Linked DNA regions of Homo sapiens: region 1 is linked to region 2. The links are chromatin loops, found by intact Hi-C in ENCODE. Cell type or tissue: right lobe of liver. All regions are shown on one strand. Each heading gives the region's core, and the rest is flanking DNA. Links, peaks and the distances in the headings are about the cores only.

What was found. A loop is a pair of places that touch in the nucleus more often than their neighbours do. Peaks named below come from ENCODE experiments on the same cell type or tissue, not always from the same donor. Only the 100,000 strongest peaks of a DNase experiment are listed, where the experiment ranks them.
Region 1: a loop joins it to region 2, with 2.7 times the contacts of the local background. A loop is called at or near these places in 37 of 110 quality-filtered maps.

Annotation. Positions count from the first base shown.
Region 1 is chr3:44,202,282-44,207,791 of GRCh38, reverse strand. No RefSeq gene overlaps it. Among named protein-coding and RNA genes, the nearest start is that of TOPAZ1, 37 kb to the left of the region's middle. In right lobe of liver, for the core only: no CTCF peak of the experiment used is centred there; no DNase peak of the experiment used is centred there.
Region 2 is chr3:43,756,268-43,761,777 of GRCh38, reverse strand. No RefSeq gene overlaps it. Among named protein-coding and RNA genes, the nearest start is that of ABHD5, 68 kb to the right of the region's middle. In right lobe of liver, for the core only: a CTCF peak has its summit at 2,094 (motif pointing right); no DNase peak of the experiment used is centred there; H3K27ac peaks cover 775 bases.

The DNA.
Region 1 (5,510 bases), core at 281-5,280, 450 kb before region 2:
AATCATATAGCAGACAGCCTGTTTTATTGAGTCATGGAAGAAATACCCTTGGAAATGCAAGACCCACCTAAGATACACAGGACTTGGGCTACTGGCTAAGGATTTGCATGATGCTCCATCTGGTGTGTAGGTCATGGAGCATTTACGTTGTTATCAGCTGTGTGCTTGATACAAATGTAGATTCACAGACCACTGACCCAGAATCTCTTGGGATGGGGCCCAGGAACTTGCACCTTACTAAGCTCCCAGGGGTGACCCATGTATAATGACAGCCACCTACTTAACCCATTGTAAGGTATACGGATGTACTTTGGTCAAGGAATAGGCCAAGGCAGACATCCAGGCCAGAGTGACTCAGTGAGTTTAGGGTGTAAGTGCATATTCCACTTGTTATATAACCTGTTGTGTAAGTTCATAGTTGACTCGGAGTCACTATTGTTTGGAAAAGGTATAACTGCCCTGCTGATGCTGTACATCAGCATCAGCCCAAGAGCTAAACATGGCTTTTGGGCTGGGCTCAACGTGGCTCCTGGGCATGGCTCAACATGGCTCTTGTGCAGGTGCTGGTGCCCAGAGAGTAAAGCTACTGACCACTGTAAGGGAGAATGAACGTCTAGGAGATGGACACAGGGGAGCCAGGATACGGCTTGGCTTGTGCCCAAATGGAAGGAGTTAAGTTGCTAACCCTAGAGCTGGCCTTGCAGGCTGGCTGTGCAGCTGTGCGTGGGAGCCAGCTGCTGAGAGGAGCCACGGAGCCGGAGCAGACAGTCGAGATAAAGGCAAACAGTGTAAAGAGCTAGTGTGAGAGAGCTGCTGATGAGAGAGCTGCTGAATAAAACCATATTCACCTGCCTATGGCCCCCTGAGTGTTCTTTCAGTTATCTGCCCATCTACTACCCACTCCCTTCGGACCTCAGCATGGGCTGGAACCTAACCCTGAGCATGACATTGGGCGTAGTTGTGGCCCTGGTCTGACACCCATGCTTCCAAATGCTGTTTGGGCAGTAACTTCTCCCAATGACACATCAGACTCTGGGGAATGACCCTGTATTTCCAGAAAAACATAGCCACCCCAAGTTTTTTGAAGAACCTACCTAGCATACTCTTTGTAGGCATAAGAAGTGTTGATTGAAGCCTCACTCATATAAGGCAGCTGAGTGGAATCACAGTTTTCACCTGAGCAGGAGGCCCAGGCACAGGCCATAAAAGCTCTAGGCCAGCAACCTCTGCCCTCGCAGACAGAGTGGGAGTCAGTCTGTGTCTAGAGTCCTTTGTGAAACCTGCTTCTTGGGTAGCTGTGATGAGAGCTTTCTGACCTCTGGAATTTGAGCCCCTTATGAGCAAACGGGTCTATAGGAAGAGCCAAGTCTCCAGGAGAGGAGGAGAACAAAGGTCAGCTTCGTGTCTGCCTGTATTGATAGAGGTAAAGTCCTCTGTACACTTACTGCGCTCTCTGGAAGGTAAGGTCTCCAAGCTACTGCTTCATCTATCCAACCTTTGCTCTGAAGAGCCATGGCTTTCTGTGCAGCTAGGAGCAGTGAGAACAGGATTGAGTCAGCTGCTGTTGTTTTGGTGGGGTGTCTGAGGAACACACTTTAGGGGCCTGTAATTCTAAAGTGGAGAGTCTTTAGAATCTCAGTGAATTCCATTTTGGTTTCAAGCAATTCTTTTCAATTTTAGCTTCAAGTTTTTCTAAAGTTACTGATAGGTCGAACTTTAGTTTTGTTTTAAATTCCTAAGTAGAGAGACTCTTGCATCTAAAAATGGGGCTATTCCTAGAAGGGTGTAAGGCCTGGGGCAATTTAACCCATGTAGCCTGCCCAAGATAAGGGCAATAGAAAGGAGGCTGGGCTATTGGCATATTTCATGGAACCTTCAGGCTTTGGTTAGATTTGGAAATTTGAACTGTGATGATCAGAAAAAAAGGAATAAAGTGTAGGACCATGTGGGGCTCCCAGGAACTGCCTTGTTGCCCCTTCAAAGGACAGGCCAGTCTAAAATGGTAATAATTGAATCATTATGGCAACACTACCCAGTCATTTAAATGTTGGCTGTAGCTATGAAGAGGCCAGATAGATCTTATTTTAGTTGATAACAAGTTCCTGGGTTTGTTCTTAACTCAGTTCAGGTGTTGTCTCAGTTCTTTTTTGTGGCTGTAATTTACCCGGCACAAGCCAGGTCTGAGTTCGTCAAGTGCGAGCAGTGCTGAACAAAGGATAATGCTGCCTCAGGTGCCTGTTCTGGTTTGTTAGCCCTTTTTACAAGCTACTTCTTATTAGCCTGGAATACTTCCCTCATTGGTTACCCAGCTTAAGTCATCAATGTAGCCTGCCAAAGCACCAAGAACAAAACGGCACTGTGCATAATGCAAGTCTACCTAGAAGTTCTGTCTACACGTCAAGACCTCACTGGTTGTTTCTTATTCCCTTCCATGATAACTCAATGCTGCCCTGAGGAAAATGTCCAGGGAGGGAACCTCATTGATTTTGACCTGCAAATGTCCTAGTGCTTCCTCCTCAGTGATGGGTTGTCTTATGAGGGTGCACCCAACCTAGGGAAGAGCGGGTGAGCATGAACAGCCAGAGAACTTGATTTTCCCATGTCTGCTTGGGATGTGGATCAAAAGTCTTTAATGCTGAGTTTGGCTTTTGATAAAGAGAATTATTTTTCAGTTTCTGAGCTATAGTTAATTTCCTCACTGTGATTCTTCTATCAGATGGCCAGACACTGATGGTAAAGAACAGGTCATGTGTTCTTGTGACTTGCACTGAATTAACTCAATGCCTTGTGGGAAGTAGGTACTTGAAAACTGTTGGTTAGAAATAAGATGTGGATTCTTTGGCATTTGAAGGTCTTCACCAGCCGGGTGGCTGAAATGCTGGAGAGAAATTGAAATGAAAGGAGCTTAGTAATTTGGTCTATCCTTCCACTCTTCAAATGGTAAGAGTACTTACCCCCACACTCTTACCCCCACAAAATGGTAAGAGTAACACTTTCCCCTTATAGACTATATGGTTAAAACTGAGATATTGAAATTTTCCATAACCAGTTAATGGTAGGGCTGTATGGGAGACTGGACTGATATTAATCATATTGCTTGTCCCATCTAATCCACTTTCCTATGGCAGAGACAGCTGTGGTGAGTTCACCAAATGGGTCAGTGTGTCTACTTCACATCTTCCTTCAGGTGGTTGCTAGCCTGGACCCTGGGAACAGTGATCCTTTTTGGTATTTCCAATACTTAGTGTGGGTGCTCTTGTGTTCTTGAACAATCAGTTGCTTCGTGCACAGATGGAGCTAGCAGGGGCCCAAGTCACCAGTTTATTTTTCCAGTCTTTCCATTTTCGGAAGTAGTCATTTCCTTCTGGCCATTCTCCAGCTGTGGCTCCATCTATCTCTCTTGTCTCCACCTGGAACAGGTTCAGAAAACCCTACAAGACTCTTTTGCAATCCCAGAGACTGTGTTGGTGGAAGTACCCAGGTTGGTCTGTCCTTCCATGTTGATTAAATTGTTGCTTTTGGCAGAAAGCATCTGACCATGTTATTGGTATTGGTCTCCAAGAGCCAGTTGGCACACTTAAAGTTAGAGCATTGAGTGGCACCTCCATGGGGAAATTCACTCTCCCTCCATCTCTTAATTATAACCTTATGAATTATGCATTCCTGAAGACAGTGAAGCATTATGTGTGAGCTGTACAGTTTTTCTCCATCCAATTTTCTGTAATATGGAACTAGTAATGACAGGGGTTCCCACACTTCCTTTTTTATTGGATAGACTCCTTGGTATCTTTTTCTAGATGGCTGTAGCTCTTCAAAAGGCCATTCTGAGTAGCTAGAGTAAGACTATCAGAGGCAGGTTATGGAGGGGAACTCTTTGCTTACTACCTATTCTGTGCCAGTAATATGTTAGATACAGTTTATTTAATTGTTATAACCCTGTCTGAAATGTGTTCTCAGTTAAGGGTCATAGAGATTTGAATCATTCAGACTCAAATTCTTTTCACTGCATTCCTCTAGAACAATGTTTTCCTAAGTAGTGTTATATATCTATTTTTGTATATACATAGTCACTATATTTCTAAAACTAATTATGGGAAGATGTTGGATTACTACTACAGCACATAAAATAGAAGCCAATTTTTACCTTCATCTCCTACTTAAAAGGTACAATGTTAGGGTCTCTGGTTTTAAGGTTGAGTTTATTGGAGATCTGTCCACCAAAGGGTGGACTTAAAGTTCTTAGCTGTGGTTATGTCAATCTTGAAATAGAGTTGCAGGGCCTGTATATTCCATTTAGGTCAAGACTAAGTTGAGTGAACTTTGAGGCTTGGCAAAACTGGAATTGCCCATCTGTGGAGTAGAGAACTGGTAAGTTACTGATACACTGGTTAGCTCAATTCGTTATGCACTGGTTAGCTCATTTACTGAACACATATTTTGTGGGAAAGCCTGGAGCTATGAAATCAAGACCATCTCACCCCTAAGATGCTGAAAGCCTGATGAAAGATGGATTTGTAACCAAGCATACCCCAGAAGTAGGTTGCATATTCACCTCTTCCTTTGTTCTCTTTCCCCCTTATTCCTCTCTTCTGCCAGTAGCACCCACACCACTTCTTTGGTTCCACAGGAAACCTCCAGGATAAAGACACTTGCTGAGTGGAAGTGCTCACATACCAGCAGTTACTGTGTCCTGGAGGATGCCCTCAGTGAGATCTGGCAGCCAATGCCAGAGAATACAAAGTCATGTTCCTTTCTCCCATCCAGTGGGCAGGCTGCTATATTTCATGGCTAGTCAGCAATCTAGTCACTTTATCAGCAGTTTGCCTATGACTCCCTTAGATATTATCGGAATTTATAGAACATGAGACTACATTTTGAGAACTTAAAAGGTAGGCCGGGCATGGTGGCTAACGCCTGTAATCCCAGCATTTTGGGAGGCCGAGGTGGGTGGGTCACCTGAGGTCAGGAGTTTGAGACCAGCCTGGCCAACATGGTGAAACTCCGTCTCTACTAAAAATACAAAAATTAGCCTGGCGTGGTGATGGGCACCTGTAATCCCAGCTACTCGGGAGGTTGACCAAGAGAATTACTTGAACCTGGGAGGCGGAGGTTGCAGTGAGCCAAGTTCATGCCACTGTACTCCAGCCTGGGTGACGAGTGAAACTCCGTCTCCAAAAAAAAAAAAAAAAAAAAGTATTTAGGCATCTGTCAATGACTGAAATTTTATTTCATTTCATACCATCAGATTGTTTCATCTTTGGGGGTTTTGGATCTTTTCAATGCTCTTACAAATATGAATCACCTCTTCAGCAAATAAAACATGTGTGGATATTTTGTGTATACTGTTGACCACCATGGCCCTTGCCTTCCACTATATGACGAGACTAAGAAATGGATTAGAATAAGCATCCTTGTATCTGGTCGTCTTTCTTGGTTCCTCAATTCTGCAATCCTAGGAAAACAACCCCAGGGCCACAGTGAGATAGCACGGGTCTCATTATTCTAAAGAC
Region 2 (5,510 bases), core at 196-5,195:
TAACAGTTTTGACTGTGTGTGTGTGTGTGTGTGTGTGTGTGTGTGTGTGTGTGTATGGCATGTTTGTTTAGTGAAGGACACAGAAAGAAATTCTTAGCTAATATGAAACAGTGAGGAGGTATCAGCAGCATCAAAAATCCAAGGATGACTATCTAGACTGTCAAGTATGTGTCTACTACAAATCAACAATGACAAAAATTCAACAGGAAATAGAGAGTGGTCATCAGGCAATGCACAGGAGAAGTGACCAAATGGCCAACAAGTATGGGAGGAGAAGCTCCAGATCAGCAGTGATCTGAGGAATTGAAATTCAAATGAGATGTGCTCTTCTATCCACAGGAAGGGCAAAAGTTAGAAATGTGGGTAAGTGAGGACCTATACTGCTAGGAGATATAAGGTGGAACCACCTCTCTGGAGATCTTTCTGACAACATTTAACAAAATTCAGAATCCATTGACTGGCTTCAACACCTAACAAATCCACCCTGAGCACATCAGTCCCATGGAAGTTCTCACAAAGTACCAGGTGGTATATTGCACTGTTTTTCTGTTGGGGAGTTGGAGGCAGTCTGGTATCTTTCAGTAGGGAAATGGATAAGTAAACTGTGACAATGCACTTAGAAGCAAACACAGAATCTATAGAGCAACATGTGGCGTAGGAAAAGTAGGAAACGGAATGAGATTTGTAGCAAAATTCCATTATGTAAATTAAAAACAGACACAAGGCAGATGTATGTATTTTACAAGATTATATACATATGTAAGGACATATTCCAAACACATTTGAAAGGGTGGCGGCGGGGGTGCTTTTAAAAACAGACTTAAATGAGAAAAGTAACATTTTAAAACATTAGATGATAACATAGAAAAGTATCTTTATGACCATGGGGTAAAAATTTCTTAATTAAGACATGCAAAACACAAACCTTAAAAAAAAAAGGATAAATCTGGCAATATTAGAATTTAAAGCCTTTGTGCAATAAACACTATGTAAAAAATGATAAGCCACATACTGGGAGAAGATATTTGAAATGGATGTAACTGAAAACGGATTGGTATAAAGAATACATAGAGAACTCCTCCAAATAATGGCTAATATTTATTGAATACTTACAAAGGGCCTGGCATTGTTGATGGTGTTTCACATGGATGGAATAATACAAAGCAAAGAGGAAATAAAAACTGGCAAAGGATATACACAGGCAATTTGTGAGTTACTTTGTGTCACATTGTGTCTTAACGTAACATACAGAAATGGGTTCCCTCTTTGGTTGGCCCCTTTGTAGCTATACCATAGACCTCAACAGGTGACATGACTTAGGGGGTAAGAGCACGGCTAGCCTTCGAGAGCCAAGATCTCAGTCCAAGATCCTGATCCACTCTGACCTTCTGTTTCCTCTTCAGTAGGAAGACAATAATACCTCCATGTGTGGTATGAAGTGCTTAGCACAGTATTTAACACACAGCAAACACTTACTAAATGGCAACTATTTTGATGATGCAAAATAATAGTAGCGCACATGTAGTAAGGACCTAGTCCTAAGCTATTTAAATATGTATATTCTCATTTAATCCCTACAGCAGTTTTCTGGGGTAGTTCCTGCTTTTATTTTCATTTTACAGATAAGGAAACTGAATCTAAGGGAAGTTAGGAGGCCACCCAGGTCATGCAGTGGGCTCTGAAGCCAGGCTCACACTCTGAACGACCACATGGCACCCCCTTCTGTCATGGGCATGAGCATGGGGGTGCTACTCTTTCTTCTTAACATGAAAAGTATCTAGAACTTTAGAAATATTGTTTATGAAGCTGAATGTGTTTCTGAATGAGCACCTCTCAGACTTTAACATGCAAGTAAATAATGGGGATGAAGTGGGAGCAGATCTTGTTGAAATGCATATTCTGATCCAGCAGGTCTCAGGGGAAGCCCAAGAATGTGCATTTCTACCAATCCCCCAGGAGATTCTGAGGCTACTGGTCCTCACACCCACTGGGGAGTTCTGCTTCTAGGATCCAGTTATGACACCCACTCCTGGGTTCATTTTGCTTTGCAGGGTGATCAGAATGCTTTGTGTTTGTACCTGTGGACAATAGGGGGCTCTACAAGCTTTAAAAGATGGCATGTGTCATCAGCACACATTCAACGGAGGCCAGAATTCAGCACACTCAGCAGTGGGTGAACTGCCTCTGCACCTCTGTGGCTCATTGTTTTCCACACAAGAGTGCTCGGGATGACATGGGCCTGGACTATTCTGGGCCTTGGTCAGGTGGCAGCTGATTTACAGGAAGAATGATGTGGCTCCAGAGAGTCACGGTTTGTTCACCAGCCATGGGACTCCTGCTATGAGCCAGACCCAGGACAGTCTGCGAGGCGAGGATGAGGGTGAAGCACCACAGTCCCTGCACTCAGGAATTTGAAGCATTTATGGACATGCCTTTGGTGGAGAGGGTGGAGAAAGCCTGGAAGGTCAAGCTGGCCGGCATTTGCCCTAGTCAGGGGTTACAAGAATCAGAAGCCCTCTTACTGGTCAGGAAGGGGAGTTTATGGGAAGGAAGGAGCTGCCCAGGAAAAACAGCAGGAAGAGAGGCAGCTCCACCACTACAGGGAAAAAAGGCCCTCAGAAAGCCAAATAGCACTCTCCTCTCCTCCCTCCTCCCCTGGCCCTCCTACCCTGCTGGCTCACCTCACCCAGGCCTCTGTAACAAGGCTCCTGGCTTCACACCAGTCACCTGCGACATCTGCATCCTTGGTTTCAATTGTTGAAGGTAAAGGCTGATTGTTCTATTTTTGTTCTGTGGGCAAGGCAACTTCTTTGGAAGTGGCCGAGGCAGACCGGGCCAGGAAACCTGTGCACTCATTCCACTTCTGTGCCTGCCAGGCTCACACATCCTTCTTCTCATAGCACATTTTTAAAGGATCCTGCATTTACCAAGATCTAAAAGTGCAAACATGCACTTACCCGTGAGAGACACCCACAGTCACAGCTGTGTGACTACACCCAGAGATGACCTTGTTAACCATTTTTCTCAGAGTCCACAATCTCCAGTGGAATCTGTTTCTCCCTGGTTCTGTAACAGTCAAGCCTTGTGTTTCCTCCTCATAATTTTGCAACCTGATTGTAACAACAGTCCTCACTAACACATCCTAAATACAATAATGCAATTCAAGCAAGGCAAGTTCAAAAACACTTTCCATTTGGAAGGGGGTGAGGTTGATAAATCTCCAGAACAGCCCCTTAATCCAGAGCAAACTTCATCCAAGGTTACATGGCAGCATGGGCCCCCTTCCACAGCTGCTACTGAAGGGGAGGATTCTTGTGGATAATCAGGAACATGGTGGGACCAGAGAATTCCACAAGCATCACTGTTGACTTGTCTCTCTGGCACAGGGGGAGTTCTTTGGTCAGCAAACCTGGCTTCCAGATAGGTAGGGCCCATATCTTAGTTCTTCTTTTTTCTTTTTTTTTTTAATTTTGTCTTGGTGCTTTATACACTGTTTCTTATAGTGTTTACTAAGACACAGTCTCTGCCCACAATGAACTTTGGTACATTGTGAAAATATCATGTGCAGAAGATGGAAAAAGTGCAGAGTCTCTGCACTTGGTGTTCAGAATGCAGAAAAGAAAGGAGAATGGCTGAGGTATGAGCTGGTTGCTGCTGGTTGGTGAACAGATGCCATTAACTGGCAAGGAAGAGGCTGGTGTGGACTGCAGAGCTGGTGACACCTTAAGCTTTTTTGCACTTCCAGGGGGCCAAGCAAGGCAGAAGCAGTCATTGTTCTTTTCCCTGTACCTGTCTCCTTCAGGACAGGCACATTTGGCTGAGCACAAATAAGAATCATTTGCAGAAGAGCTCTAAGAGAGGAAGGAGTCCAAAAACCTTTGACCTAGGATTATGACTCTCACTGAAAGTTGTAAGAACTGACCTTTGACCTAGGATTATGACTCTCATGTAAGATGTAAGAACTGAGAGTCATTGCAAAAAGGCTGCAAGATCTCAGATCTGCAGGACTGTGGGCTGTCTCCTCTAAATGCAAAGAACTGGGGCCTAGGTCTCACGAGATAAACATCAGTGATGAGGGCAGTGGGCTGGTGGCGAAAGAGGCAGAGAAAACAGCAGCTCTGGTAACTGCTATTTTAAACACTTTTATTAAAGCAACAAAAGAAGAAGAAGAGGAGGAAGAGGAAGAGGAAGAAGGAGAAGAAGAAGGAAAGAAAGAGTGAGCTCACATAGAAAGCTTAACCTCTATTAAATCTTAGAGGCAGATTAGAAATAATTATAAAATTCGATACGCACAAATGGGAATGCATAGGTTTAAGGAGTGAGTGGATTAATTGCACATGACTCCAAACGTGGGCTAAGGAGGTAGACAAGATGCCTCTTCCTGAGTGTGTGACTTTAAGGAAGCTTCTTAAGACCTCCAACTTCAGTATCCCTGAGGGGAAATCTTTAAATGGAGATAGTGGCACCTACCTCCCAGGGTACTGTGAACATTAAGTAACTATTGCCTAGCAAGCCTTTGGTAGAATGTGTGGCACGTAGTACATGCTCAGTAAAAAGTGATTGACGTTGCTGTTCCATGAACTAGACAGGCTTTAAAGTCAAGTTCCAAAAATATCTGAGTGGTATCCACATCTTCAAAATGAGCAGCCAGCCTCTCAGCATGGAACCCTTTGAAGGAGCCACACTGGCAGGTAGGAACAGCCATGCTGAAGGGCTCAGGGAGCAGGAACCGGGCCACCTGCACAGGGAGGGTTTCCTTCCACTTCAGAGCAGGTAAATGGTTTCACTTCCCATCCAGCTCAGGTAGATTGATGATGGCTACCAGGATTTCAGCCCCAACAAGGATGACAAGGCAAGGGTCCTTCAGGATGGAGTAGCCATGCCTTTCATGGGGACAGGAGAAAGGTGGGTTGACTTAATAGGCTACAGATCCAGAAGTTAAATTTGTGCCATTGTTCGGCATAATCATAGTATTATTTAGTGAGAGTTCACCATGTCTGAGCAGTAATTGTCAGGGTGCTTTACATTTATGTATCATCTTATTTGATCTTACATCAATCCTGTGAAGAGGGTACATTATAATCCCCGTTTTTCACATGGGTCTTACGGACTAAGTCAACTGCTTGAGGTCACTTGTAGCAGATTCAGCCACTGCCCAAGTGTTGTGAACAACAACTCCCATGTGCCTGGCTTCTGTCACTTTTGAGAACAGCTGCCTCTGACTACCAGGGTCTACTTTGCCTACCCACAAGAGTCTGGGGTCCTTGGGAATTTAGGTGTGCCAGGTAAGCCCTGAACCTTAGACTGTTGGGTGCAGGGCTATAAATGTTTCTAGCTCCCTTGCCTTTGACAGGCACACTCAGGTGTGGTCTCCACTGACCCCAGAGCTCCACCAGAATTGAGCCAAGTGGGAGCCTTTCCTCCTCCTTCTATGGGACTGTGTTCGATGCTGCCCCTTTGCACCCTGCCTGGCCTCCTTCCCTTCCTGGCCCCACTCTCCTGTCCCCCTA